2 separate regions of the Homo sapiens genome follow, and region 2 is linked to region 1. Evidence: chromatin contacts called from ENCODE Hi-C or POLR2A ChIA-PET data. All regions are on one chromosome and are shown on one strand. Each heading gives the region's core, a stretch centred on a gene start or an enhancer-like site at or near the end of the contact. The rest is flanking DNA. Distances are from core to core; before and after follow the strand shown. Region 1 holds the start of MSH2 (mutS homolog 2). Region 2 overlaps TTC7A (tetratricopeptide repeat domain 7A).

Region 1 (2,965 bases), core at 175-2,674:
TCTACCTCGTTTCAAGCCCTCTCCCTAGCAAACTTCTAGTCCACCAAGACTCAACGTGGACTTTGGTGTCTCATATAACGCCTCTTCCGTTGTATGAGACTCTTCCAAAGTCTTCCGTCTTTGGCGATCCTGCCTTGGCGCCTCTTGTAACCTCTTACAAGCTCACCTCCATAAGCCTCCAACTTGAATTGTAATTATTTCTGCCTTGCTGTCCAATAGTGATCTCTATGAAAGTAGAGGTATTTCTTTTTTCATCTAGTGTCCATAACCCTGCCTAACACATTTATATCTAACGAATGAAACATTTTTCATCAGGAGTATCGCATTTGCACTAGTCCTCTAGTCAGGACTAGAATCCACAACTCTGCTCCCCCTAGGATGCTCTTTTCATTAGCATAACTACATAGCTGCAAGAAAGCGCAAAGAAAACAGGGAGAGAAGAGGTTAACTAGGCCTATCCAGAACATTTGGCCCACATAGGGTGAGACGTTTGTAGCTTTCCAGGGAGAGATAATCCTGGATAGATGGGGTCGGGTGACGGAGAGCACTGAATGCTGAGCTGAAGCAGATAGCGTCCATGACTGGCCCAAGGTCACACGTTAATAAGCAGAGGGGCAGCGACTTGATCCCAAGCAGCCCAGCTCCAGAGTCCGTTGGTCCTGACCACTTCATCATACTGCTCTTCAACGGCGCTCCATTACCAGACCCTTAGCTGGACCGGCGGTATAAATGGGAGCGTCGTGGGAGCAGAATTACGTGTCATAAAAGGGTCTCCTAAACCCCCAGTCTATTTTAAATCTCACTCCTGGCTGCTGTTTGTTAATAAGAGATTCTGGCCGTGTTTGTAATGAGCGCTACATGTAGGGCCAAGGCGAGGAATGCGACTGCTGGAAAATGAACTAGAACAATGCATTAAAATGCCTGGCACGACGTAAACACTCCGTGATCACAAGTTCAGATCCGGGGCGGCTGGAGAGGCACGGGTTTCAGGGCTGAGGGGGGCGTCCCTCCGGAGCCAAGCAGAACCTGGGGACGGCGGAATCCGCACAAGCACCAACGTTCCGCCCCCGTGCCTCCGCACTGGAGAGGCTGCTCACCGCCCACTCTCTGAGGCGGGAAAGGAGCCGCGCCACAAGGCCCCGGGTCCCTCCCCAGCACGCGCCGTCCCGGCCCTCACCTGCCGGCCCCATGTACTTGATCACCCCCTGGGTCTTGAACACCTCCCGGGCGGCCAGCAGCGCGTCCTCGCCGTGCGCCGTATAGAAGTCGCCCCGGTCGAAAAGGCGCACTGTGGTGGTCGGCTTCTCCGGCATGCCCTGAAAGAAGCGCACGAAGCCGACCTCGGCCGCGCTCTCCAACTGCAGCGTCTCCTTCGGCTGCACCGCCATGTCGAAACCTCCTCACCTCCTGGTTGAAGAAAATGCGCGACCCCACACCCACTAAGCTGTTTCCCGCCTCCCCTCCCACGTCCCCCGAGCGGCGTCCGGCCACGGCGACCACACCCAATCAGCTTCCAGGGCTGCGTTTCGGTGGGTGGGAGTCTGCCGCGGCAACCAATCATAAGCAGACGCGGCCCAGCTTCCCGCGCACGCTGGTGACTTTAGCTACTGCGCATGCCTGCGCCTAGGTCGCGCGGAAACCCGCAGACGCGCATCCTTAGTAGAGCTCCTTTCTGTGTTTACTCAGCTGCAAGGCTTGAAGCCCCTGGGTGGGGTGTATGCAAGGGTAGGTTGCCACCAGGTGGGAGATTTCCGGCAGGCACTGAGCTCGTAATGTGCCCGGAAGCATGGGAGTAACATCAGAAGGAAACTTGAAAACAAAAAAAAAACTAGCCTTCCTCCTCCTCCCAGTATTTTGTTAAAACGTGTGCCCCTCTCCGACTGCCTCCCTTTTTCTTTCTAAGCAAACTGCCAACATCGGGATTACGGGTTTATTCTACACAGCCTCCTTACTGCTGCCTGTTAGCCACATTATCGTTTCATCCACTCGTTGATGATTCACTCATTCGAAAACATTTATATGGCCTGCTATGTCCCAGACTCTTCTTGGCTCTGAGGATCGCCAGTAAAAAGAAAAATCACTGCCTTTATTCTGCTTACATTCTAATATGAGAAAATTCAGATAATGAATATAGCAAGTAAATGAAATGGTACGTTAGAAGATATGCGTTTGTGGCAGGGCGCGGTAGCTCACGCCTGTAATCCCAGCAATTTGGGAGGCCGAGGTGGGCGGATCACTTGAGCCCAGGAGATTGACACCATCCTGGGCAACATGGTAAAACCCACGTCTGTGATCCCAGATATTAGCAGGGCTGAGGCGAAAGGATCACCTGAGCCCGGGAGGTCGAGGCTGCGGTGAGCCGTAAATTGTGCCACTGCACTCCAGCGTGGGCGACAGATTGAAAACCCTGTCTCAAAAAATACAAAATAAAATAAATAAAAAGACAAACGTTTGACGCCAGGCGTGGTGTCACACGCCATAATCCCAGTACTTTGGGAGCACGAGCCAGGAGGATCGTTTGAGCCCAGGAGGTCTTCTGCCGTCAGCTATGTTCACGCCACTGCACCGCAGCTGGGGCGACAGAGCGAGAGACCCCGTCTTGAGGGGGGGTAGGGGAAGACCAGTTAAGGAAGAGGAAGGTTGAAATTTTAAAATGTTAGCAAACAGCCAGGCGCAGTGGCTCACGCCTGTAATCCCAGCGTATTGGGAGGCCAACGCGGGTGGATCACCTGAGGTCCGGAGTTTGAGACCAGCCTGGCCAACATGGCGAAACCCCGTCTCTACTAAAAATACAAAAATTACCGGGCATAGTGGTGGGCGCCTGTAATCACAGCTACTCGAGAGGCTGAGGCAGGAGAATCTCTTGAACCTGGGAGGTGGAGGGGGCAGTGAGCGAAGATCGCGCCACTACACTCCAGCCTCGGTGACAGAGCGAGACTCTGTCTCAAAAAATAAATAAAATGTT
Region 2 (2,972 bases), core at 230-2,729, 330 kb after region 1:
GGCGGGGGATGGGGTGCTGGGTGAACGGGCTGGATTGGCTGAAAGATGAAAGGCCTGGGGGGTCTGGGTCACGCACAGGGAAGCTTGGCCCTGCTGTTTGGCTCAAACAACCCTGTTACCAAAGAGATAGAGGAACTAACAGGAATAGTCATAAGAAGAGGCTGGGAAGTGAAACTGGCACCTTGTCCCCTCTACATCCTCTTCTACCCACACTGGGAAGTGGGTAGGGTGGACAGGGTAGTGAGTGGAGGGAGAGGGCAGGGCCCCCTTTCAGCCTCAGGTCCCACAAAGGTTGCTTCATGCCGTCCCACTGATCCCTGTTTCAGCCCTGAGGGTGGCATGAGATGACAGCACGGGGGGCCCTTCTCTTGTTCCAAGACGGGAGGTAAAGCCCACCACCGACTTCCTGGACAGGCGGGGGCCGCAGTGGGGGTGGGGAGCTGCCTTCTATGTGCCTGGAGCCCCCTCTCCGGTGCCCGCCCACTGACGGCCATGTACATTTTTAGCTGGAACATTTTCCTCCTCAGCGAGCTCCCCAGAGTTAGGCCCTCTGTTGCTATGGAGACGCGCTGGGGAAGATGCGCATGCCTGGTTTCATCAAGTCCTCGGAGAGCTTGGAACACAACCAGTTCGGTGGGAGTGAAAGATGGCGCTCAGGAAGCCCTAGGAAAGGCCTCTCCCTCTCCAGAGGCGCTGGCTGGAGATCTTGCGGCCAGGGGGCGGGGGAGGAAGAGGCTGTCCTCACAGCGCCTCTGTCAGCCCTGGGCAAAGCCGTAGCAAGGAACCACACACACGGATGAGGCGTGCAGAGGCCAGGGGAGGACAGGGTGGCTGCAGGCGGGGTGGAGCCTCAGGCAGGGTCTTACGCTCTCGCCAGATGGGAGCGGTGCTGACTCAGGGCTGCCTGGGACCAAGGGTAGTGGCCAGGCTGGCCAGCAGGGCACCAGGCCTAGCTGTTCCACCCACACCAGACCCAAGGGCCAGACCCCAGCAGCTCACAATGGAACACGGCCCACAGGGAGGAGGGAAGGAGGCCAGCCGACGGGCCGCCAGACACAAAATTAAGCACCAAAAATGGAGGGTTTGAGCCCTGTGAGTTCTGCCCAGGAGGGAGCCACACAGGACAGAAGGGAAAGGCCGGCAAGGCCTCCCAGAGAGGGCCAGGGCCGGAGTGGCTTCCACACGTTAAGTTTTCTATATTGAGCTTCCACATGGGATTCTGTTTGAAAAATGGGCTCAACTGCTAAAAACAAGTCTGAAAACCCCTGATATCAAGAAGTATGTGGGTGTTTGGGAAGGGGCCAGATGTGTCTGCAGGCTGGTGTGTGTGTGTGTATTCTCAGTTTCGGAGGTTTGCAGTAACTTCCTGTGTGTGTCTGTAGGGAGGAAAAAGCTCAGGGCTTGCTGGCCGGAAGCCCTGGCCAGGTTGGAATCCCAGCTCTGCCACTGACAAGTGCTGTGACCACGGGCAAATGGCCAACTTTCTCTGAGCTGTGGTTTCCTCATCTGTAAACCAAAGCAATGAAACAGTCCTTCCTCGCGGGGCTCTTGTGAGGATTCTGCAATGATCAACTTGAAAAATCACCGCGGGGGCAGACAGCAAACAGCAGCGCCTTCAAGATGAGCAGAGGGTCCTTCCAGGTGGGGAGCGGGTGGAGTGACTGATCTCTCTAGAAGCTGGGAGAGGGCATGGCTCTCTGTGGGGGAGGACTGTAGGCTAGGGTGGGTTGGCTCATGTCCCCCCACCCTGGGATGTTGACCTTAGAACCTGAAAGGAGACACCAGGCTGGGGTCAGGCTGGGGCCCAGAGGCCCAGGGCCTGTAACAGGATCTTCTGCCACCTGCCCCTGACACCAGCCGAGTTCATGTTTGGTAGCAACTCAGCGCTGTTTGCTGCCTGACAACTGGGCAAGACACAGCCCCAGGAAGATGCGAGGTCTCACCTACTCTGCCCTGAGCCCAGCGCTGCACCTAGGACCTGCAGACAATCCTCCTGGCACCCCGACCCTCCCAGAGAACAGGCCTCCTGGGAGATGGTGGGAACAAGAACTGACATCTCAATTTCATCCAAATGTCCCAAGTGAATCCCCCATCCCTCATCCTGGTGAGGATGTGCCCCACGCTGAGAGAGGAGACCAGATCTGCTGAGAGGCTTCCAGTTTTTGACCGTCCCTTGGGAGATGCCATGGCTGTGCTGCCAGCCCACAGGGATTCGAAAGTGATGTCCAAGTTGTTTATGGTGATCAGACATCGTACCTCCAAGGGGGCGCTTTGGGCTGGTTATAGCCACAGACATGATTCCAGGGAGGTGCAGGGCTCTGGGGGAAGTCCCCAGAAATTCCCACCTCAGGACCCTCCTTCTCTCCCTTCCTGGATCTCAGGGAGTGGGGATGTGTGGCCACATCTCAAGTGCTCGAGACTCTGCTCTCCCAGGAAGCCTTCCCTGAGGGCGGAGCTCCTCCTGACCACACAACCGCCTCAAGGTCACGCTTAGTTACTGTGGGGCTCATGGATGTGATCCCTGTCCTGCCCCTCCCCAGGCTGAGAGGGACAGCGCCCCAGCCTCCTGCCTGCTTTGTTATTCCCCAAAGGACAGCAGCTCAACAAGGCTCAGAGCTCAGGATGTAGCCCAAATGCAGAGCCAGGGAACCCAGAGACACCCACACACACACAGATGTGGACCTCCGATCAGGGATGCTGCCCACGTGGAGCTTGGCAAGCCCTGCCTCTTACGGCCACGCAGGTGCAGAACCTAAGGGGCCTAAGGTCTTGCTAGGGTCTGGGCTCACACTCAGTGGGGAGCCTCCCTGTGGGACCCAGGTCATCTGCAGAGGCACAGTGTGTGGCCAGGGGCTGTGGCCTGGGAGGGGATGAGGGGAAAAGGGCCTTGCCTTTTCAGAATTCCACTGCACACCATCCCAGCCCATAAGTTCAGTGCCTGATGATGCCCTCCAAGGGCAGAGCAGCACAAA

The links. A loop is a pair of places that touch in the nucleus more often than their neighbours do. ChIA-PET counts read pairs that join two places held with the same protein, here RNA polymerase II (POLR2A). Pooled maps may share reads with other maps.
Region 2: a loop to region 1 is called in a pooled map, with 4 times the contacts of the local background. The contact joins the enhancer-like site here to the promoter of MSH2 in region 1. A Hi-C loop is called at or near these places in 3 of 50 pooled maps. POLR2A ChIA-PET finds 5 or more read pairs at or near these places in 5 of 52 experiments (BJ, Caco-2, GM12878 and 2 more).

What each region holds. Positions count from the first base shown.
Region 1 is chr2:47,401,615-47,404,579 of GRCh38, reverse strand. MSH2 (mutS homolog 2) reads right to left here and starts at 1,424. Exons shown (of 16, transcript NM_000251.3): 1 at 1,178-1,424. The coding sequence starts at 1,388. RefSeq lists enhancers at 838-897, 264-972, 973-1,683, 1,688-1,737.
Region 2 is chr2:47,070,103-47,073,074 of GRCh38, reverse strand. The region is part of intron 19 of TTC7A (tetratricopeptide repeat domain 7A); the gene reads right to left. Among named protein-coding and RNA genes, the nearest start is that of STPG4, 84 kb to the left of the region's middle. RefSeq lists enhancers at 1,110-1,967, 2,824-2,972, 782-2,972. Within about 2 kb of position 1,479, at least 35 of the 41 ENCODE cell types and tissues checked have a DNase peak (open chromatin) inside an H3K27ac peak, as active enhancers do.